Linked DNA regions of Homo sapiens: region 2 is linked to region 1. Evidence: chromatin loops called from intact Hi-C (ENCODE). Cell type or tissue: endothelial cell of umbilical vein. All regions are shown on one strand. Each heading gives the region's core, and the rest is flanking DNA. Links, peaks and the distances in the headings are about the cores only. Region 1 overlaps TMEM230 (transmembrane protein 230). Region 2 overlaps SLC23A2 (solute carrier family 23 member 2).

Evidence for each region. Hi-C counts contacts between places; a loop is a spot of excess contacts. Peaks named below come from ENCODE experiments on the same cell type or tissue, not always from the same donor. Only the 100,000 strongest peaks of a DNase experiment are listed, where the experiment ranks them.
Region 2: it touches region 1 in a loop (9-fold over the local background); 13 of 110 quality-filtered maps call a loop at or near these places.

What each region holds. Positions count from the first base shown.
Region 1 is chr20:5,095,544-5,107,937 of GRCh38, forward strand. It overlaps TMEM230 (transmembrane protein 230), which reads right to left. Exons shown (of 4, transcript NM_001009925.2): 3 at 10,645-10,767; 4 at 4,307-5,388. The coding sequence ends at 5,248. It also overlaps the pseudogene RNA5SP474. Among named protein-coding and RNA genes, the nearest start is that of TMEM230, 11 kb to the right of the region's middle. In endothelial cell of umbilical vein, for the core only: a CTCF peak has its summit at 5,390 (motif pointing left); a DNase peak (open chromatin) is centred at 5,358.
Region 2 is chr20:4,967,190-4,979,583 of GRCh38, forward strand. It overlaps SLC23A2 (solute carrier family 23 member 2), which reads right to left. Exons shown (of 17, transcript NM_005116.6): 2 at 3,604-3,730. Among named protein-coding and RNA genes, the nearest start is that of SLC23A2, 28 kb to the right of the region's middle. RefSeq lists enhancers at 5,933-7,132, 6,388-6,697 and a silencer at 6,120-6,320. In endothelial cell of umbilical vein, for the core only: no CTCF peak of the experiment used is centred there; DNase peaks (open chromatin) are centred at 5,902 and 6,612; H3K4me3 peaks cover 729 bases; H3K27ac peaks cover 2,218 bases.

The sequences.
Region 1 (12,394 bases), core at 2,075-10,074:
AGAGAATAATAGTGGATCAAAGAGGACAGACTATACCCTCTAAGTGCCCCCACACCCAGGGCCACCCATTGGCACTGCCTGAGGAGGTCCAGTCTCAAGGTGAGGAGATGGACTAGGAGGGAAACTGGGCCCCCATCAGTCAGCGCTTCTCAGACACTGACATGCAACTAACAGGTAGGGTTCTTGACATACAGGGCTCTTGCTACAATGCAGATACCGATTTAGGAGAGGAGCCCAAGATTCTGCATTTCAAATTTCCCAAGTGATGTTGATGCTGCCGGTCCACAGACCAGACTGCATTTGCATAGCAAGGAGCAAGACTGAGGGGAGGTGAAAAAATAGAGGAAAAACAAGCTCCATGAGAGGCGATCTGATGATGCTCCAGATCTAAAACCTCTTGTCTTCAAGGACTTCCCTGCAGGGCCTTTCACTTTTTCCAGAGGATTGGAGCACACAGCCTTCCAGGCCCAGCCACATGCTGGTAAAGGGCCAGGGGCCTGAGACCTCCTCACACCCTCCGTCAGCAGCTGTCAGGGAGAGGAGCCCTGCCTGGGCTGGCAATCAACCCTCGCTCCTGCCGCTGGCTCTGGGGTGGTTCTGCCATGGAACAGCAGGTTCAAGATGGCAACAGGGTAACAGATGGTCTCTCTTCCCTCCACCTCTGCCTCATCCCAGGCTCTGCTCCCTGAAGCCAAAGCAGTGATCCTCTTTACTTTCTCAAACAGCAGCTTACTTTGTGCCAGGCTGTGTGAACCACCATCTGGAACTGTTTTTATTTAATCCTCACAATCACCTTGTGAGGTAGGAATTGTTCTATCCCCACTTTAGAAGGAAACTGAGGCCCCATCACTGAACTACATACCTGTGAGGCCAGGAGCCTATGGGACTGAATCTAGGAGAGAAGCCTCAGGATAGGAACTTAATGAAAAATCAAGGCAACTAAGGTGCATTGATTGGTATAGGACCCTTCAAAGGTAAGCAGAAAGCCAGTGCTGTTACTGTCCTTCTACCAGGTTCCCTTACCATACACCAGTGGCAGGAGGTTCTCCTGTGCCAGCTGGTACAGGTAGGTCATGAACTGGGCTCCTTGGCCTGGGCAGAGGGTGCCAGGCAGAGGCATGACTGACCAGGCAGCACCAACTGTGTGAAGAGCAGCTGGCCTGCTAGGCAGCTGGTGGAAGGCCATTTAGGAGTCTGACGTAAATGTAGGTAGGTACTTGCCTACCTATCCATACCTCAAAGGAACATGGTGTCCTGGGATGGAAATGCACACGATTCCAGCTCTTCATTTGATAAACCTAAGTGCCCACAAGCACTGTGCTAGGCTTTGTGGGAGGGTTTAAAACACAGTCTTTGCCCTTAGTGAGGAAAATTAGCATGCTGGATATAAAAGAGTGGTGGAAACTTTAGTGAACTGGAGAATGCTACTCAGCTAAAACTTGTACTACCTTACTTTAGTTGGCTGGAGCCTCTCTGCAATGAAGGACTACCTGATTTTTCAAGTCCCAAATCAAGATCATGTGAACATTTCCCTTTTTAGAAACGAAAAGAACTTGGGGATAGGTGGTCAGAAAATAAAATGGAACAATTCAAAAAATAAATCCTCAAACGCAGGCCAACATGTGGCTGCTAGTTTGCAACCTGTGCTCCTCATTACCCCAGTCCTATATTTTCCTGTTGTACCTCCAGCACCTCACAATTCCTGGCAGAACAGAAGTGCCTCTGGTATGACCACGTGAAGCTCAACCAAGAGACCCACCAGAGTGGCAACGGATCTGAAATTTCCATCATATGCAGAACAGCTGAAGCAACTGGAGAGGGTTTTTAGCCTTGGAAATGACTAACAGGAGGCATAAGAGTTGTTGCAAATAAGAACATCCTTTAAAAAAGTTAGGATATATAGTCTGGTCAACACTTTGGAGTGGGGAGGAGGTTACTTTCAGGTAAAATATACATCTGACAACTGACCACGGTTCCCCAACTACTTCTACTGTCCATACCCACCTCCCCCATTTCTTCACTGGCCCAGTACCTAAAAGCATTTGGCTGTCATATCTGGTAAAGGGAATTCAGGCTTTGCCTTATAATTTTTTTTTGTTTTATTATTTTTTTGAGACGGAGTCTCACTCTGTCACCATCTGGAGTGCAGTGGTGTGATCTAGGCTCATTGCAACCTCCACCTCCCGGGTTCAAGTGATTCTCCTGCCTCAGCCTCCTGAGTAGCTGGGATATAGGTGCCCGCCACCACACCCAGCTAATTTTTGTATTTTTAGGCCAGGCTGATCTTGAACTCCTGACCTCAAGTGATCCACCCACCTCGGCCTCCCAAGTGCTGGGATTACAGGCGTGAGCCACCGTACCAGGCCCAGGCTTTAATCCCAAATATCTCACCTACTTCCTACCTAAGAATCTTATCTAACTCAGGATTTTTTTTTTTTTTTTTTTTTTTTTTGAGACGGAGTCTGGCTTTGTTGCCCAGGCTGGAGTGCAGTGGTGCGATCTTGGCTCACCGCAACCTTAGCCTGCCGGGTTCAAGCAATTCTCCTGCCTTAGCCTCCCAAGTAGCTGGGATTACAGGCATGTGTCACCACGCCCAACTAATTTTGTATTTTTAGTAGAGATGGGGTTTCTCCATGTTGGTCAGGACGGTCAAACTCCCAAACTCAGGTGATCCGCCCGCCTCGGGCTCCCAAAGTGCGGGGATTACAGGCATGAGCCACTGTGCCCGGCTAACTCAGGATTTTTCTAAGGATTAAAATGAGATATGTAATGAAAGTATTTGGCAGAATATCTGGCAAAGGGGTCAAGAAATGTTCAACATTATTATGGAGGTTTAGATCTTTTCTCCCGTCCGAGTACTAACCAGGCCTGACCCGGATTAGCTTCCAAGATCAGATGAGGTCGGGAGCATTCAGGGTAGTATGGCCGTAGAGGTTTAGGTCTTTTCTATAAAACACCAAATAATACAACTATGGTCAAAACACAGAAGTTGCAGGGAGTCTGATTTTGGCTTCATAAATGATACTTCTGTAACAATGCCAGCTGGAATGAGATTACAAGTGTGAATGTTCAAACAGAGCAGCAAAGGTCATTCCTCAGGGGACTCTGGAGGAGATTCCTACCCCAGGTAGGAAGTTGGTTGATTTCTGCTCTGATCCTATGACTACTAAATGCATAGTATGAAAAACTACACTTATAATGTGCATTAACAAGAATATGACTGATCTCCATGGATATGGAAAGATATACAAAATAGAATTGGGGGGGGGAAATTATAGAACCATACAATGGGAGCCCAAGTTTTAAAAACCAGATATATATTTATGTGCTTAGAGCATTTCAGGAAGGGTATATTAAGAAATTTATTTGGAAAATCTTGAGAGGTAAGCTGGAGTGAATGTACACTCTCCACTCCATGCCCAAATGTTTACTTTTCACTTTATACCCTTCTGTTTATTTTTTTGACCAGCAGCATCAACTTTTTAAAAAAGGACCAAATAGGCCAGGCTCAGTAGCTCATGCCTATAATCCCAACACTTTGGGAGGCAAAGGTGGGAAGATCACTTGAGCCCAGGAATTCAAGGCTGCAGTGAGAAATGACTGTGCCACTGCACTCCAGCCTGGGCAGTAGAGCAAGACTCTGTCTCAAAATAAATAAATAAATAAATAAATAAATAAATAAATAAATAAATCAATCAATCAATAATAAATAAAAAAACCAAATCATTTGGTTGGCCAAAACCTTCTGATCTGAGCTTTGCTCGGCAACCACTCTCCAAGATAAAGCTTTATGTATCACCTCACATATTCACTGTCAAGGCTCAGGCACTCTAGATTACTGGACTCCCCAGTCAACATTCCCATTACCAAAAGTCCCTAATCTTGGAGGCTGCTTCAGGTCACCCTCTCTTTGTCCCTCACTTCCTGAGTTTTTTTTTTTTCCTCCAACTATACTCACTCTACTGGTGATCTCAAACAGCCCTCTAGCTTTTAAGATACTGTCCAAATGCTGACTCCCAAATTTCTATTTCCATCCAAGACCCACTCTTAAACTCTAGACACACACATGCATCGCAACTGCCTCCTCAACAGCTCCACTTGGATATTGAGTAGACATCTAAAACTTGCTCTTCCCACAGCCTTGCAACTCAGCTGATGGCATGTCCAGGCTTCCAGTTGCCCAAGTCCATAACCTCAGAGTTAGGGAAAGTTGAGTGTGACCCACAATGCCAGCTACCTAGAAACTAAGGTAGATCTAGGTACTGGGATTAAAGATATCATAAAATCATTAAAATGTTTTCTGAAATGTTTGAAGTTAACTCATTTTATTTCTAGGATTTGGATTTCAACATTTTAATTTCTTTGGAATATAAGTCACTTTTTGCAAGCTAAAAAATAGAATCAAACTAAGGTGATCTAGTCCTCTAGGCATCCAGGCTGATCCTTGGAATCATGAGCAGAATGATGACATACTACAAGGTGCTAGCAATACGGCTATAAACTCTAAATAATAACCACTACATGTTTCATTAGGAAACAGCCAAAAGTCCGGCCGTTAAAGGAATAATCTGCAGAACATCTTGATTTACAAGGGACAAAATGATGCAAATTATATGCTGTCCAACCTACTGGTGAACTGGATCAGAATGGTCCAAGGACTGTTAAACAGAGGAAGTATTTACATTTTGAAAACTTGCTCTGCAGGATAAAAAAATTCCTGGTTGCTGTCAGTAAGAAAGCAAGTAAAAAAAATATTACAGATGAACTCACTGATCTTTGATTTTACTAAGGTCTTCCACTGGAACATGAAGGTAGGGATAAGTGTACAGGATAATATACTCAGATATTTTTAAAATAAATTACTTAATAATAAGAAATTAGCCATACCACATTGTTCCATTTGCTACAAGAACAAATTGGCAATGAAGACTATTTAAAAGAAATGCTCAGCTCTACAGAGGGTGGTGGCAGGCAACACTTTTCCATTACAGAATAACCTCTATTCTTCCATGATACATATTCCTGTGGAAAAACTTGTCAGGGCCCAGGGATGAAAAATAGAGCTTGTCCTAATTAGCTAACTGTAGGTTCACTTAACATCTTTGGGAAGGACCCAAAAAATCTGGCCATTATTTTCTTAAACATCTGCAAGCTGCAGAATTCCTTAGTCCTCAGCTATAGTTTCTGCTAGATATCTTAAAGCTGGGACAGTTCCACTGTGACTCCTCCTCAGCTATGGGGTGGGTGCTAGTCATCAAAGTCTGGAATGTCATCATAGGAGTAACCACGGTAGCCTTTGGATGCATAGTAAGCGATGCGCAGGTGGTAAAATCCGGGTAGGAACACCAGAATGCCAATGATCAGCACTGGAACGGCCCGGTCTGCCCCCTGGTGGCAGAAGGAGGCAAACACATTAGTACCGTAAGAGTTACACATTTTAAAATAAAACGTCACAGACCTAATCCTTAGATCAGTATTTTATACTCTTCAGTACTTTTTCTTTGAGTTGTATACCACCAAGGGAAAAGGTTTCCTCCTGATTATAAATTGAAGACAAACTACAAAATATTAACAATTATAAAGAAAAAAATGACCCATTCTCATCCAGATATTTTGGCTTCTTTTCCTTTTTTTAAAGCTCTTAGTTGTGAACACACCATACTCTGTGTCCTGTGGCCAATATTATTAAAACCTTTTCATACATTTAAACTGTAAGGATGTGTAACATTCCACCGAAATGGACATACTACAGTTTTACCTAACTGCCCCACATACAGCTGCTGGACACTTTGGTTGTTTTTCACCTTTTGTAATTGTACAGATACCACTACAATAAACTCTGTGTTTTTCTCAGCCTTTCAGGTTTTCTTTTCTTTCTCTTTTTTCTTTTTTTTTGAGGTAAGAGTCTTGCTCTGTTGCTCGGGCTGGAGTACAGTGGTGTGATTACAGCTCACTGCAACCTCGACTTCCCAGGCTCAAGTGATCCTCCCACCTCAGCCTCCAAGTAGCTGGAGTTACAGGTGTCAGTCACCATACCTGGCTCATTTTGTACATTTGTTTGTTTGGTAGAGATGAGGTCTCGCTATGTTGCCCAGGCTGGTCTCGAACTCTGGGGCTCAAGCAATCCTCCTGCCTCAGCCTCCCAAAATGCTAGAATTATAGGCTTGAGCCACTGCACCTGGCTGGCTGTGTTCCCTGTTGTGTGTTAATTATAGTCAGAATTGGTTCAAGACAACTTGGACACTGTGTATGTGGGGACAGCCCATGAGAAAGAACCACCAACTACTTTAGGTTTCTAAGGTTTCATATTGAAGCTCAACAGGAACTCCAACCAAACCTACTGTAAGAAGGAACTGACTTACGAGGCACAGTGACCCCACACATATAACAGAATTGCTATTTCTCTCCAAATACTGACAGTATGTCCATGGCACTGCACAGCTACAATGACAGCATGCTGCTCCAGCTACAGCCCTTTACCAATCAGGACTCCTGTATGCCAGGCTCAGCCATGTTGTTCCAAACTATGACAGGGCAAACTGTCTAATATCTCAGAGGCCAAGTTTGCCTACCTGCCACCACCTCCCCTATAGGAACTATGGAAGTTTACTGTTGCTCAAAGGAAGAAAAACATGTTTTGCCAACAGAGAACAAAATGTAAAAGAAAATCTTTTTGGTTTTTCTGCTGGAATCTGCTGTACCAGACATGAATATAAAAACAAAGATTGAACAATGAAAAAAATCTAAAACCTGAATAGACAAAGAGTAATGAGATTAAGGCCATAATAAAAAGTCTCTTAGCAGAGAGAAGCCTGGGACTAGATGGTTTCGCTGCTGAATTATACCAGTTAAAGAATTAATACTTGGCTGGGCATGGTGGTTCACTCCTGTAATCCCAGCACTTTGGGAGGCCAAGGCAGGCAGATCGCTTGAGCTCAGGATTTCAAGACCAGCCTGGTCAACATGGTAAAATCCTGTCTTGACAAAAAATACAAAAATTAGATGGGCATGGTGGTATATGCCTGTGGTCCCAGTTGCTAGTGAGGCTGAGGTGGCAGGATCACATAAGCCGGGGAGGCAAAGGTTGCAGTGAGCTGAGATCGCACCACTGCACTACACCTGCATGACAGATGAGACCCTGTCTCAAAAAAAAAAAAAAAAAAAAAGAATACTAATCCTACTGAAACTATTCTGAACAGACATGGAGAGAATACTTCCAAACTGATTCTACTAGGCCAGTTTTACCCTGATACCAAAACTAGGCAAAGACACATCGAAAAAACAAAAATAGGCCAATATCCCTGATGAACATTGATGCAAAAATCCTCAATAAGGAGGATAATACTAGCAAACTGAATTCAACAATACATTAAAAAGATCATTCATCAGGACCAAGTGGGATTTATCCCAGAGAGGCAAGGATGGTTCAACTTATACAAACCAATCAATGTGATAAAATCGTATCAGCAGAATGAAGGACAAAAACCATATGATTATTTCAATCGATGCTAGAAAAGCATTTGATAAAATTCTACATCCACCGGGTGTGGTGGCTCACGCCTGTAATCCCAGTACTTTGGGAGGCTAGGGTGGGCCTCACACTGACCATAATTAACACACAACGGGAAACATAGTCAGAGGGGTGCAGTGGCTAAAGCCTGTAATTCCAGCACTTTGGGAGGCTGAGGCAGGAGGATTGCTTGAGCCTAGGAGTTTAAGACCAGCCTGGGCAACATAATGAGATCTCATCTCTACCAAACAAACAAAAAAATTAGCTAGGTATGGTGACTCACACCTGTAACTCCAGCTACTTGGGAAGCTGAGGTGGGAGGATCGACTGAGCCCTGAAGATTGAGGTTGCAGAGAGCTGTGATCACACCACTGTACTCCTGGACTGCTTGAGTCTAGGAGTTCGAGATCAGCCTGGGCAACACGGCAAAACCTCATCTATACAAAAAATGAAAAAAAAATTAACCAAGTGTGGTGGCACATGCCTGTGGTCCCAGTTATTTGGGAGGCTGAGGTTGCAGTGAGCCGAGATGGTGCCACTGCACTCCAGCCTGGATGACACAGTGAGATTCTGTCTCAAAAAAAAAAAAACAAACAAAAAAACCAAAAAACAAAAAAACATACACTGGGGAAAGAACCAGTCTTTTCAATAAATGGTATTAGGAAAACTGGATATCCATATGCTGAAGAATGAAACTAGACCCCTCAAATCTCTTGACATATACAAAAATCAAATGAGAATGGATTAAACACTTAAATGTAAGACCTAAAACTATGAAACTACTATAAGAAAACATGGGGGAAACTCTCCAGGATGCTGGACTGGGCAAAGATTTCTTGAGTAATGCCCCCAAAAGCACAAGCAACCAAAACAAAAACAGATAAATGAGATCACATCCGGTTAAAAAGCTTCTGTACAGCAAAGGAAGAGACAACCCACAGAATGGGAAAAAATATATGCAAAGTATCCATCTGACAAGGAATTAATAACCAGAATATATAAGGAGCTCAAACTCTGTAGGAAAAAAAATCTAATAATCCAATCAAAAATGGGCATTTCTCAAAAGAAGACATACAAATGGCAAATAGGTATATGAAAAGGTGCTTAACATCATTGATCAAAGAAATGCAAATCAAGACTACAATGAGATATCATCTCATCCTAGTTAAAATGGCTTTTTAAAAAATATAGACACAAGGTCTCGCTATGTTGCGCAGGCTGGTCTCGAACTCCTGGGCTCAAGTGATCCTCCTGCCTCGGCCTCCAAAAGTGCTGGGACTACAGGCGTGAGCCACTGCACCCAGCCAAAATGGCTTTTATCCAAAAAAAACGGCAATAACGAATGCTAGCGAGGACGTGGAGAAAAGGGAACCCTCGTACAATGTTGATGGGAATGTAAATTAGTATAGCCACTATGGAGAACAGTATGAAATAGAACTACCATATGATCCAGCAATCACAGCTAGGTATATACCCAAAAGAAAGGAAATCAGTTTATCAAAGAGGTATCTGCACTTCCATATTTATGACAGCACTATTCACAACAGCCAAGATCTGGAAGCAACCAAAGTGTTCTTCAACAGACAAGTGAATAAAGAAAATATGGTACATATATGCAATGGAGTACTATTCAGCCACTAAAAAGAATGAGATCCTGTCACTTGCAACAACATGGATGAAACTGGAGAACGTTATGTTAAGTGAAATTAAGCCAGGCACAGAAAGACACACTTTCCATGTTCTCACTCATTTGCGGGAACTAAAAATTAAAACAATTGAACTCATGGATATTGTAGAATGATGGTTACCAAAGGCTGGGAAAGGTAGGGGGGAATGGGGAAGGTTAACGGGTACAAAATATAGTTACATAGAATGAATAAGCTCTAGTATTTGATAGCACAAAGTGACTAGAGAATAATTTATTGTACATTTAAAAATATAATAACTAAGGCTGGACGTGGTAGCTCACGCCTGTAATCCCAGCACTTTAGGAGGCCCACGCGGGCAGGCCGCTTGAGGTCAGGAGTTCATGACCAGCCTGGCCAACATGGCAAAAACCCATCTCTACTAAAAATACAAAAATAAGCCAAGTGTGCTGGCTTGCCACCATAGTCCCAGCTAACTCAGGAGGCTGAGGCAGGAGAATCACTTGAACCCACGAGCCGGAGTTTGCAGTGAGCTGAGATCCTGCCACTGCACTCCAGCCTGGGTGACAGAACAAGACTCTGTCTCCAAAATATATATATATGTATGTATGTATGTATGTGTATATGTATATATATAACTAAAAATAGGCCAGGCACAGTGGTTCATGCCTGTAATCCCAACACTTTGGGAGGCCAGCCTGGGCAACATGGCGAAACCCCATCTCTACTAAAAATACCAACATTAGCCGGGTGCGGTGGCGCACGTCTGTAATTCCAGCTACTCGGGAGGCTGAGGCACAAGAATAGCATGAACCTGGGAGGCGGAGGTTGCAGTTAGCCGATATTATGCCACTGCACTCCAGCCTGACTCTGTCTCAAAATAAATAAATAAATAAAAGTATAATTGGAATGTAATACAAATGATGAATGCTTGAGGGGATGGATACCCCATTTAGCCTGATGTGATTATTATGAATGCATGGCTGTATCAAAATACCTCATGTATCCCCTAAGTATATACACCTACTATGTACCCATAAAAATTGGAAAAAAAATTGGCCAGGGGCAATGGTTCACACCTGCAATCCCAGCACTTTGGAAGGCTGAGGCAGGCAGACTGCTTGACCTCAGGAGTTAGAGATCAGCCTGGGCAACATAGTGAAACCCTGTCTCTACACAAAATAAAACAAACAAAAATAAGTAAATAAAAAATAAAATTAGCTGGGTGTGGTGGCACACACGTGTAGTCCCAGCTACTCGGGAGGCTGAGGTGAGAGGATCGCTTGAGCCCAGGGAGGTAAAGGTTGTGCCACTGCACTCTAGCTTGGATGACAGAGCAAGACCCTGTCTCAAAAAAAACAGACCACTGGGACGGACAAACACACACACACACACACACACACACACACACACACACACACGCACACTAGAGCCTTGGCTAACATTTTAAAAATCTCACAACTTATTCCCACATGCCCGTCAGCTTACCCCTTTGCTGATGTAGCCTGACAGCAGGAGGGAGCCTATAATAATGAGAAAGGCGCCAATCAAAAACAGCACAGTGGCAAGTGCGATGGCCTTATAAGGGATCTTAGGAGGGGTTTTCTTAAACTGGAAGAGAAATAGAGATGAAAAAGACAACGAAGAACATTAATGCAAATACCTGGGTTCAAACATTTAATTAATTATTTGTAATTTTTATGTTTTTGTTTGTTTGTTTTGAGATGGAGTTTCGTTCTTGTTGCCCAGGCTAGAGAGCAATGGCGTGATCTTGGCTCACTGCAACCTCTGCCTCCTGGATTCAAGTGATTCTCCTGTCTCAGCCTCCTGAGCAGCTGGGGTTACAGGTGCCCGCCACTACACCCAGCTAATTTTTTTGGTATTTTTAGTAGAGACAGGGTTTCACCTTGTTGACCTGGCTGGGCTTGAACTCCTGACCTCAGGTGATCCGCCCGCCTCGGCCTCCCAAAGTGCTGGCATTACAGGCGTGAGCCACCGCGCCCGGCCTAATTTTTATGATTTTAGAGACGGAGTCTTGCTCTATCACCCAGGCTGGAGTGCAGTGGTGCAATTACAGCTCATTGCAGCCTCGAACTCCTGGGCTCAAGCAATTCTCTTGCCTCATCCTCTCAAGTAGCTGGGACTACAAGTATACGTCACCATGCCCAGCTAATTTTTAAATTTTTCTGTAGAGACGAGGTCTCACTATGTTGCCCAGGGTGGTCTCCAACTCCTGGGCTCAAGGGAGTCCTTCCACCTCTGCCTCCCAAAGTGCTGGGATTACAGGTATAAGCCATCAAGCCCAGTCTCAAACACTTTAAAACAGGGAGGAGAGCTCGCACCTGTAATCCCAGCAATGTGGGAGGCTGAGGCAGGCGGATCACTTGAGTTCAGGAGTTTGAGACCAGCCTGAGCAACATGGTGAAACCTCGTCTCTACAAAAAATACAAAAATTAGCCGGGCGTGGTGGCATGTGCCTGCAGTCCCGGCTACTTGGGACGCTAAGCTGGGAGGATGGCTTGAGCCCAGGAGGTGAAGAGGCAGCGAGCTGAGATTGCACCACTGCACTCCAGCCTGGGTGACAGAGCCAGAGCCTGTTTCAAATACAACAACAGCAAAAACAGGAGGGTAATTAAGAACCAAACTAGATACTTTATGTGTCTTAAGTATGTCCTACCACCCAGTGCAGCTCTGAGAAATAAAAGGGACTGGCAAGAGATGAAGCTCTAGTTATTGCTCTCACAGTTACTCAAAGGAATCTCAGAGGAATGTCATTCACTCTAGTTCGAATCTCATTCCATAAATCATTCATTGTATCATAAGAAACTTTTCTTTAAAACAAAAACAGAAATGACTTTACAGTCATTCATTTGTTAGATATATATTTATTAACTGCCTGGCACATAGATGGCTGTACTAACTTATGGGGATTTAAGAGATCCTGTCTCTACAAAAAATTTTAAAATTAGCTGGGTGTGGTGGCACATGCTTGTGGTCCCAGCTATTCAGGAGGCTGAGGTGAAAAGACTACTTGAGCCCAGAAGGTCAAGGTTACAGTGAGTCTTGATTGTGCCACTGTACCCAAGCCTGGGCAAAAGAGCAAGACCCTGTCTCAAAAAAAAAAAAAAAAGGCTGGGCGCGGTGACTCACGCCTGTAATTCCAGCGCTTTGGGAGGCCGAAGTGGGTGAATCACTGGAGGTTAAGAGTTCGAGACCAGCCTGGCCAACATGGCGAAAC
Region 2 (12,394 bases), core at 2,956-10,955, 130 kb before region 1:
GATCTGCAAGTTCCAGTTTATGGCAAACCTAAAACAAAATAATATGTGTATTTAAAAAGGATTATCATTAGAAGTCATGGGACAAATTTATTGATGAGTTTTTTTTTTAACACCATACAGAAAAATCAGCAAACAACTTAGACAATTTATAAACAGCTGGTCTTAATCCAACACTAACATGTTGATTTTTCAAAATAACCAGTTGAAAAGGCCAGACTTGTTCTAATTTGCTTGGAATCTCTTTCATAGTAACTGTTACACAACTGTTCCATCTTCCTTCCTTACCTTCTTATGTAAGCTCTGTAATCACCATCAGTGTTTACATAGGTTTGTGAAACCACCCAATTTCTCCAGTAAATATTTAATTCTCTTTGCTACTGATCAAACCATAAGCAACACAACATTTTTATACGACATGTTTGGTAATGAGAAAATGAGACATTGACGTCAACAGCACAAAGTCTATAAACCAAAAACACCAGGATTTCCCGATACATAGGCCTCTTGGAAATCAGGCACCAATAAAATAGAAAATTCTCTTCACTGCTCCAAGTGTTTGATCCAGTTTATAACTGAGTTCCGCAGCATCTGTGGTGGTTCTAGCAAATGCTAAAATACCCTTCAACCAGAACCATGCACCCAGTCTGCAGGCTTCAGGCACCAAGCAGAATGGGTGTTCTCAGCTATGAAAGCCAGGCACTCAACAATCACCTGTATGTTATTAATGACAAAAACGAAAGGTACGAGCAAGCCTCCTCTTTTCTCAGTTTAGTAAGACCGTGATATTTTAGGATCTGTACTGATCATCTCAAGGCAAATGGAATGACACCAACCATCCAACTAGATCCCTGACTGCCCTTGGTGGGCTGGAGCAAGGAGATGGAGATACATTATGCTGAGGCTCTTTCCCATCTGATTGTACAGTCCGGACACCTAGCAAATCAGAGAAAACACATACAACCATAGAGCTGGGCAGGAGAGCTCAAGGACACTGGAACTCCAGGCTGGAAGTTGTCAGGAATGACTTTTAGGAAGTGAGATTAGGGTTAGCCTTGAAAGATGGCGGGAATCCCAAGAGAGATGCCACTACGGAGGTCCAGAGGTAGGTGGCATATGATGCGTCTTTTGGGCGCTGAACACAACAGCCTAACCCCAGCACCTGGAGGTCAGAGGACAGGGAGGCAAAGGAAGAAAACCCTTTGTGGAGTCAAAGTAGCCTTGAAAAGCAAACTCAACACAGAACGGCTTCATGCAACATGAGTTTCTGGGCAGGCGAGGAGAGCAGTCGTCCACCACAGGATAATCTCAAAATGGGGATCAAGAAGCTACTGTGTTAATCCAAGGAAAATGACCTTGGCAACTGCAATGGTGAAAATGCCAATGAGAAAAATGGATGAACTAAGGGAGTGATTTCAAAGAAAGACCTGGTATTAAAGGTGACCTCTAAGAAAAGAGCCAGGTGTCCTCTTCCTTCAGAACTAAGAAAACAGGCTTGACAAGGTAAATCATTAAAAAGGTCAGGATGTGTATTTTTCTTTTTTTTTTTTGAGACGACGTCTGTCTCTGTCACCCAGGCTGGAGCACGATGGCATGATCTCGGCTCACTGCAACCTCAGCCTCCTGAGGTCATGCAATTCTCCTGCCTCAGCCTCCAGAGTAGCTAGCAATACAGGTGTGCGCCACCATGCCTGGCTAATTTTTGTATTTTTAGTAGAGACGGGGTTTCACCAGCCATGTTGGCCAGGCTGGTCTCGAACTCCTGACCTCATGATCCACCCACCTTGGCCTCCCAAAGTGCTGGGATTACAGGTGTGAGCCACTGTGCCCGGCCTTGTTTTGTTTTTAGTAGTAAGTAGAGACTTCTTTATTAGAAGTGTTTTTTGGTTTTTTTTGTTGTTGTCATTGTTTTGTTTTGAGACAGAGTTTCCCTCTTGTTACCCAGGCTGGAGTACAATGGCACAATCTCGGCTCACTGCAACCTCCTGCCTCCCAGGTTCAAGCGATTCTCCTACCTCAGCCTCCCGAATAGCTGGGATTACAGGTATGCGCCACCATGCCTGGCTAATTTTTTGTACTTTTAATAGAGACAGGGTTTCTCCATGTTGTACAGGCTGGTCTTGAACTCCGGACCTCAGGTGATCCGCCCGCCTCAGCTTCCCAAAGTGCTGGGATTCCAGGCATGAGCCACTACACCCAGCCTTTATTAGAAGTCTTAAAATTTTTTTAAAAGGAGTGATCCCCTCTAAGTATTTGTAAAAGCTCTTATAAGTGTACACAGAAAGTAAATTTTACTGCACATAAAATTTTTTTAAAACAACACTGACATAACATTTTACATCCACCATACTGAATAAATTTAGTTTTAACAAGTCAATGTATCTGACAGCATCCTTTTTTTTTTTTTTTTTTTCTTGAGGCAGGGTCTCACTCTGCCACCCAGGCTAGAGTGCGCTGGCACAATCAGAGCTCACTAAATCCTTGAACTCCTGGGCTCAAGTGATCCTCCTGTTTCAGTCTCCAGAGTAGCTGGGACTATAGGCGTGCACCACCACATCCAGAAGCAGAGTATCTGAGAGAATGTATCGGCAGATGTGAAACACTTGCGGCTTTTCTGAAGGATAATTTACCTATACATGTATCAAATTTTAAAAGGTCATGCACTGTGCCCATCACTACTACTGCTAAGATGTTTTCCCCAAGAAGAAATTTGATTGCAGTATTGCTTATAATAGCAAAAAATTAAAAATAATCAAAATGTTCATCAAGCTTTGGGGATAAGGGAAACAACAGAAGGAGGAAAAAAAGAATGCTCCTGAGTAATGTACATGTGGTTAGTCTCATTAATTAAACTGCAGAGAATGCTTGAAAAGGGGTGAGGAAACAATTCTTAAATCTCTTTCCACTCCAGGTTCCTCACGTATAAACCTCACGGAGGGCCAAGAGCAGGAGGTACTCAACAAATTTTTGCTGATAATAAAGTCAAAAGCATGAAAGAAAACTGAAAATATTTACCTCCTACTTTGTAATTAATATAAGTGGCAAGACTGTGCCTGTTTATTTTCTAGTTTAATCTACTTGCGTGGAATTTGGCCTAAAGAAGTCTATTACCTTATCATTAGCATTAACCTAACAATTCATTATTCCAAAGGTTGTGCATTTAGACCGTTCTCAACACGTAAAAAACGTACAAAGGTAAGGTCAAGTACAAAAGGGTTCTAATGCTACAGAGCTGCCAGCCCAATTCTACCATGAAGCATAACTAGCCAGGCATGGTGGCTGAAGCCTATAATCCCAGCACTTTGGGAGGTAGAGGCAGGAGGATCGCTTGAGCCCAGGAGTTGGAAACCAGCCTAGATAATATAGTGAGACCCCATCTCTAAGAAAAAAAAATTTAAAAATTAGCCAGGCACCATGGCTCACGTCTGTAGTCCCAGCTACTTGGGAAGCTGAGGTAGAAGGATCACATAAGCCCAGTAGGCCAAGGCTGCCACGAGCTGTGATCGTGCCACTGCACTCCACCCTGGGTGATAGAGCAAGAACCTGTTTCAGAAAAAGTAAGAAAAGGAAAAGGAAACACAACTGGAGATTGTGTTTTACACGCACCTAAGTGATGTGGCGTAGACCTGTCCATATGCTTTCCATTACAATTCGCTGAGTTACATTTGCTTATGCACCAAGGTCCAAGTTCAAAGCCGTATGAGAAGTCCCCGTTAGTGGAGTCAAGACCTAGCTGGAGAAAAGCAAATGGTAAATTAAAAGTAATAACAAACCTAGCAGGAGGTACTCTGCATGAATGGAGTCTATTTTTCACCCAGCCATGCCCAATCCTAGAATTTGCTCTATTACTACTTCATTTTTATGGACTGCCTCCAAGGCCCCAGCCTGTCTCTAGGCAGGGTCACAAACTGCACCCTCAATTCTTTAAAAATCCACTCTCCATTTCTACAAAGTATTTTGAAAGATAGTATTTTAGAACACCTATAAAAAAACTTTTCAGCCAGGCACAGTGGCTCACACCTGTAACCCCAGCACTTTGGTAGGTCAAGGCAGGCAGGTCACTTAAGCCCAGGAGTTCGAGACCAGCCTGAGCAATAGGGTGGTCTCTACAAAACACACACACACACACACACACACACACACACACAAATTAGCCAAGTGTGGTGGTGCACACCTGTGATCCCAGCTACTCAGGAGACTGAGAGGTGGAGAATCACCTGAGCCCAGGAGGTTGAGGTTGCAGTGAGCTGTGCAACCGCACTCCAGCTTGGATGACAGAGTGAGACTCTGTCTCAAAAATAAATAAATAAATAAAAAGCAATTTTGGGCCAGGCACGGTGGTTCACACCTGTAGGGAGGCTGGGATGGGAGGATCACTTGAGGCCAGGAGTTCAAGACCAGCCTGGGCAACATAGTGAAACCTTGTCTCTACAAAAAAAAAAAAAAAAAAATTATCTCGTCGTGGTGGCACACACCTGTAGTCACAGCTACTCAGGAGGCTGAGGCAGGAGGATTCCTTGAGCCCAGGAGGTCAAGGCTGCAGTGAGCCATGACTGTGCCACTGCAGTCCTACTTGGGCAACAGAGCAACACGCCATCTCAAAACAAAAGCAAAAAAAGTGATTTGCACTCAGTTGGGATTTCTCCATTGATAACTTTTAAACTCCATATTCCCTAGCACAGGGTCTTTGATTTAAAAAAAATAAATAAATAAGTCACTTTCTGTTAAAGCCTCTTAAAAATGTACTAGCACACGGGGAGGGTGCTTCTCAAAAAGCCGGTCACATTCTGTTTCTCAAACTGGGATATGAGCAGGTACACAGATGTTTCTTTTACTATTTATTAAACGGCTATGTTTTATCCACTCTTGTACCTATGCATATGTTCCACAATAAAGGGAACCCAGAGCCTGACTCAGTGGCTGTCTTGGGAACAGCCATCCCAGCCCCAGCCATGAGCCTGGCCCTCCCTTGTGAAGAAAAACGTGCAAGGCAACCAACAGTTTAGCCAGATTTTCACTGGAAAATCCTTATGTTGAGACATCAACTTTTACCATTTGTTCTTGGGCAAGTTAGCATCAACAATCGCCAACGGCCCCAAGTTAAATAGCACACAAATGCCATCAGACTGGTACCAGTCCAGCCTTCAAGGAACCATTAATGAGTCTTTTTTTTTTTTTTAATTTTGGAAACTAAACACTGGTCTTGTGCTATTTGGGAAAAAATACTCACTTTAAATTATTAGAACGTGAATGAAGAAATTGATGTCTTTCCCTTTCTAAAACATTTTGCATGCAAGGAAAAAAAAAGTAGTAATTTATTTCTCAAAATAAAATCTCTACACATAAATCTATCTTAAGCTATGTGGGGGTTTTTGGGGGGTTTTTTGGGGTTTTTTTGTTGTTGTTGTTGTTTTAAATGAGACAGAGTCTCGCTCTATCAGCCAGGCTGGAGTGCCGTGGCGCAATCTTGGCTCACTACAACCTCCACTCCCGGGTTCAAGCGATTCTCTTGCCTCAGCCTCCCGAGCAGCTGGGATTACAGGTGCCCGCCACCATGCCTGGCTAATTTTTTGTATTTTTAGTAGAGACACGGTTTCACCATGCTGGCCAGGCTGGTCTTGAACTCGACCTTAGGTGATCCACCCGCCTCGGCTCCCAAAGTGCTGGGATTACAGGCACAAGCCACTATGCCAAGCCTTAAGCTATGTTTATCAGAAATTTGCAATGTCAGAAGGGAGGCACAAAGGTGACATCCATCAATGTCTAGTCAAGAGGAATAATGAAAAGAACATGAGAAAAGAAAACAAGAGAGACACTTTAAAAGAATGGCTTACTTTCAGTTAAGTTATAATAACAAATACAGTTCCTTGAAAAATACAGGTTGTACAATATGTGTGGTTATGATTTCACTTTTATTAAAAGGATAATTACATAGTATGCATTTGTGTACACAGAACAGGGCTGGCAAGGATACAGATCAAACTGCTTTGAAGTGGTGGGGGGACATAAGAAAAGATCGTGTGACCTTCTCAATTTACTAAACACAAGTCTGACAAGCTAGAATTATTTTTCAACATGTGTATGCTTCTTTTGCAAATCCTTTAAAAAACTATTAATTAAAAACGGCTCCATGAGGGCAAAGTGCAAATTAACAGAATGTCATTTTTAGCTACAAATCATTGGAAAATTCTGAATGGGGAAGCGAAAGTACTATGACTCCTTAAAGACATGTTTTTGGAGAGTATTTTTCTAAGCTGAGTGGCAAGATGGCTGGAAGGACTTAACTACTGCACAGAACAAGTACTGAGACCAAACCACAGAACTGGGTCAGAGGTTTTAATACTGGGAACATGCAAATACATTTTTGAGAAAGGAATCTCTGAGGAAGGAGTTAAGAAGGAATCACGATACAAACAAAAACAAGACTGAGCTATCAGTAAGCAACCTTGAACTTCTGGCAGAGCGCTCCGCTGAATGCCCCTCCCATTCGTGGGTTCCACCGCACTCTGGAAACATGAAAACTGTCCTTTGCACGCAAGGCTACGGGGCTGAGATCAAAGCCTGGGCGCTGCGGCAGGTCAGAGGAAACATCACTTGGGACACACTCATGGCCACATGACTTTCCCCCATCAAGGCCCGCTGAACTCTCAAGAATCTGTTCACAGTGCTTCTGTTGCTTCTTAATTAGGATGTGCAAAAGTACATACTACATGCTGTGGTTTCCAGACACTGACTTCATACAGAAAACATTCAACAAAAAACTGGGGAAGAAATACTACAGAATTGCCATCTGTGTATCTTACTATGTTATTTAACATCTACCACTGACTCAACATCATTTCCTTAAAAAGGGATGTTAACTCTTCAAAAGCAGGAAGGAGAGAATGCCAGGGCCAGTATCATAACAGGCCAGAACCTTTGAACAGCCAAATCATTCTATCAATTCAGTAGATGCCAAAAAGGCTGACAAAACACTTCCTCCTGATTTAAAAAGCAAAAACCAGCCAGGCGCGGTGGTTTATGCCTGTAATCCCAGCACTTTGGGAGGCTGAGGTGGGTGGATCACCTGAGGTCAGGAGTTGGTCAGCCTGACCAACATGGAGAAACTCCATCTCTACTAAAAATACAAAATTAGCCAGGCATGGTGGCGCATGCCTGTAATTCCAGCTACTCGGGAAGGCTGAGGCAGGAGAATCGCTTGAACCCAGGAGGCGGAGGTTGCGGTGAGCCGAGATCGCGCATTGCACTCCAGCCTGGGCAAGAAGAGCGAAACTCCGTCTCAAAAAATAAAAAAAATAATAATAATAAAAATAAATAAAAAGCAAAAACCAAATATCTTCAATGCAAATTAAAAGATACTTCCTGAATATGACAAATATCTTCTGAAAACAAGGGCAAACTCAAACACTACATATTCTTCATGCTTTGGCATTTTGTTTTTTAAGTTTATTTTTAACCTTATACTACCCTTATATCCTTTATCCTTATACTATCATTCCCAATGTTTGTATTTTTTTCAAGGTCTTACAAAAGAGGCACATGTATGCACTTGAAAATCTTGATGAAATGGGCAATTTTGGGGGGAAAGCTATTTTTTCAGTGTTTTTGTTTTTGTTTTTGAGACGGAGTCTCGCTCTGTCACCTAGGCTGGAGTGCAGTAGCGTGATCTCAGCTCACTGCAACCTCCGCCTCCAGGGCTCAAGCGATTCTCCTGCCTCAGCCTCCCGAGTAGCTGGGATTGCAGGGCCCACCACCACACCTGGCTAATTTTTGTATTTTTAGTAGAGATGGGGTTTCATCATGTTGACCAGGCTGGTCTTGAACTCCTGACCTCAAGTGATCCACCCGCCTTGGTCTCCCAAAATGCTGGATTACAGGTGTGAGCCACCGTGCCTGGCCAAAAACTATTTTTTGAAAACCTGAACAAGTAACAATAAATGGAGAAAATTACAAAAGCAAATTACTCTTTTCCAAAAGGTGCTAGGCCCAGACAAATTCTTAGTTATTTCCCAGCCTTCCTCGTAAGAAATGGGAAATGAAAAAGCTTCCCAATTCCTTCTGGGAATGCAGACAAACTGACAAAGCACAACGGAAGAAAACTATGTATTTCTTCATTGGTGCAGCGGTGAGTAAGAAAAAAAGAAAAAGAAAGAATATGACGTTAACCTCACTTGCCATTCCTAGATTGTTTTTTATTACTTATTTATTTTTTGAGACAGAGTTTCACTCTGTTGCCCAGGCTGGAATGCAGTGGTGCCATCTTGGCTCACTGCAAACTCCACATCCCGGGTTCAAGCCATTCTCCTGCCTCAGCCTCCCAAGTAGCTGGGATTACGTGCACGCACCACCACGCCTGGCTAATGTTTGTATTTTTAGTAAAGACAGGGTTTCACCATGCTGGCCAGGCTGGTCTCAAACTCCTGACCTCAAGTGATCCACCTGTCTTGGCCTCCCAAAGTGCTGGGATTACGGGCGTGAGCCACCGTGCCCCGCCTGTTTTTTTTTTTTTAATTTTTGCAAATATGACATGTAAAGAATGACATCTGGTTTTGATCTTGATTTCTTTGATCCATGTGTCTACAGTTCTTTTATGAACTGTAAGTGCCTTTTACCCATTTTTTTCAGTACGTGTTTGGGTTTTTCTGATTCATTTGCAAGAGTTTCTTTCTTTCTTTTTTTTTTTTTGAGACAGAGTCTCGCTCTGTCGCCCAGGCTGGAGTGCAGTGGCGCGATCTCGGCTCACTGCAAGCTCTTCCTCCCGGGTTCACGCCTTTCTCCTGCCTCAGCCTCCCGAGTAGCTGGGATTACGGGCACCTGTCACCAGGCCCGGCTAATTTTTTATATTTTTAGTAGAGACGGGGTTTCACCGTATTAGCCAGGATGGTCTTGATCTCCTGACCTTGTGATCCACCTGCCTCGCCCTCCCAAAGTGCTGGAATTACAGGCATGAGCCACCACGCCCGGCCAAGAGTTTCTTTTTTTTTTCCTACTTTTACTTTGCTTTTTCTTTTTGCAAGAGTTTCTTATAGGTTAAGGATATTAACCCTTTGTCTACTGAAAGCATTTTCCCCAGAAAAAGCAAATGACTGCTTTTTCCATTTTGTTTATACCACTTGAAATAGAGGACATTTTTTAAGTCTCTCTTAAGTCATACTAGTATCTTTTTGCAATTTCTTCTATTACTTTTGTGCTAGAAAGTCCCTCCCCGGCCGGGCACGGTGGCTAACGCCTGTAATCCCAGCACTTTGGAAGGCCAACATGGGCGGATCACCTGAGGTCGGGAGTTCGAGACCAGCCTGGCCAACACGGTGAAACCCCATCACTACTAAAAATACAAAAATTAGCTGGGCGTGGTGGCATGCACCTGTAATCCCAGCTACTCGGGAGGCTGAGGCAAGAGAATTGCTTGAACCCGGAGGCAGAGGCTGCAGTGCGCCGAGATCATGGCATTGCACTCCAGCCTGGGGGACAAGAGCAAGACTTCATCTCAAAAAAAAAAGAGAGTCTGCCGGGCACGGTGACTCATGCCTGTAATCCCAGCACTTTGGGAGGCTGAGGCAGCAGATCATGAGGTCAAGAGATCGAGACTATCCTGGCCAACATGGTGAAACCCTGTCTCTACTAAAAATACAAAAATTAGCCAGGTGTGGTGGTACACGCCCGCCTGTAGTCCCAGCTACTCAGGAGGCTGAGGCAGGAGAATCACTTGAATCAGGGGGGCGGAGGTTGCAGTGAGCCAAGATCACACCACTGCACTTCAGCCTGGGTGGCTGAGAGAAGCTCCATCTCAAAAAAAAAATAACAAAAATGCATATCCAATGAAATCACTGTTCTAGAAAAGTAATTAGATGAATGTAATTGTACATATTTCAGTTGTAGGACAAGTAGAATCCACTATGTAAAGACTGAATGAATAAATTACGATAGCAAAACACTGTATGATAAAATACTACAGGGCCACTCTGCAGTATACTATCATGACACAGGGAAATAGTTATGATCTATTACAAAGTGGGGTGAAAAAAGGCAGAACATCTCTCTCTTTATGAACATGACTTCTTCAGCAAGATAGGCATTCTAGGACACTTACTACAATATTAACTGGATCTTCCCAGGGTTTCAGATGTAGGTGGTGTCCTATTTCTTTTTGTTTTTCTACTTTAACCATTATTAATGAACACGTATTATTATTATTTTTTTTTAATAAAGACAAGCTCTCAAGCTGGGCACCGTGGCTCATGCCTGTACTCCCAGCACTTTGGGAGGCTGAGGTGGGCAGATCACGAGGTCAGGAGTTCGAGACCAGCCTGGCCAACATGGTGAAACCCTCCCATCCCCGACTCTACTAAAAAACTACAAAAATTAGCTGGGCATGGTGGCATGCACCTGTAGTCCCAGCTACTGGGGAGGCTGAGGCAGGAGAATCACCTGAAATGGGGAGGCAGAGGCTGCAGTGAGCTGAGACTGCACCACTGCACTCCAGCCTGGGTGACAGAGCGAGACTCTGTCCCCAAAAAAAAAAAAAAGAAAAGAAAAGAGACGAGATCTCATTATGCTGCTCAGGCTGGTCTCGAACTCCTGAGCTCAAGTGATCCTCCTGCCTCAGCTTCCCTAAGTGCTAGGATTACAGGTATGAGCTACCACACCTGGCCTATTTGTGATTTTTTAAAAGCTCAAAATTCATAAATATATATGCAAGACAAGTCACTAAAAACAGTTTTGCTCAATGCCTAAGTTGTACTTATCATGAAAAAACGAAAGATACTGGTAGTGGCTCACACTGTATAATCTCACTTGAGCCAAGAAGTTCAAGACCAGCCTGGGCAACATAACAAGGGTCTCTACAAAAACAAACAAAAAAATTAAAGACACCTTTCCTAATTTACTCCCGTATTATAAACGGGATAATAAACTCCTGATTCAAGAAAAATAGGGGCTTTGTCCATCCTCCTAATTACATGAAGATCTAAGGAGTAATGCCCCGATTTACATTCCTGGCAAAATGACAAAGTTAAAAAAACACTCCCATGGCAACTATCGGTGCTAATAAGTCAAGCTCAGTTAACACAAATGGTTCTATTTTTCCCTTCATAAACTGTGCCTTTGCGTGTGAACAAGCACTGTTGACCTTCAACTAAGCTGAAAATCCTATTTTATGTCTGTTAACCCCAAAACTTTCTAAACCTCTCCAAAATGTCTAGGAGTGATCACGATTAGATAATAACCAGATTAAAGTAACTAGAGGTCAGAATTGTGAACTCAAAACGAGGACGACCTAGAAATGGCTAAGCCTGGGCAGGCTGCTTCTCCCCAGCACCCTGCTGAAAGACAGTGCTTAATGAAGGGGGTGGAAAGAATGAACAAAAGGGGCTTAGAAATCCTGCAACCTGGCCCCCCATTGGCAATGGAAGACACAGAGGGGAAACAGAGTCTTATCCCCAGTTGGAGGCAGCCCCAGAACCAGAACCCATACTGGTCTCATTTCTCCTAGAGACAGTTAAAGGGATAATGCCAGGATATGCACACAGGGCACATGTAGTACCTATTCTGAGCTGTGCTGAGCCAGATGCTGTGAAGCTACACACATTAAGCTCCCCTCCACAACCTCAAGGAGCCAACAAGACTAGCAAACCCCTAAAACCTAGCTAGGACAAGTGTTTCCAGAGAGCTGGAATACAAACGGATGCCGATTTTTAAACAAGAACCCTATAGGGTAAAATCAGAAAGAGTTATTTAAGGCTATTATCTAAGTATGATGCAAAAGTCTCCAATTTAATACTACTAGAGCAAAACTAAGAAATTAATGCAAAGGACCAGGCACGGTGGCTCACGTCTGTAAGGCTCACGTCTGTAATCCCAGTACTTTGGGAGGCTGAGGCGGGCAGATCACAAGGTCAGGAGTTCGAGACCAGCCTGGCCAACATGGCAAAACCCCATCTCTACTAAAAATACAAAAATTAGCCAAGCGTGGTGGCGTGTGCCTGTAATCCCGGCTACTCAGAAGGCTGAGGCAGGAGAATCGCTTGAACCCGGGAGGCGGAGGTTACAGTGAACCGAGATCACACCACTGCACTCCAGCCTGGGCAACAGGGTGAGACCCCCATCTCAAAAAAAAAGAAAAAGAAAAAAGAAATTAACACAAAAGAGCACCATCAACCCAACAGACATTATGTGTACCCAAAGGGTCTAAACACCAAAAGCGCCCAAACTTAAGGTTCACATTTACTGGGACAATGGGGCCAGCATGGTGGCTCATACCTATAATCCCAACACTTTGGGAAGCCCAGGCAGGAGGATGACTTGAGGCCAAGAGTTCAAGACCAGCCTGGACAACATAGAAAGACCCTGTCTCTACAAAAAAAAATGTCTAAATATATGAAAAAAATATTAAAATATA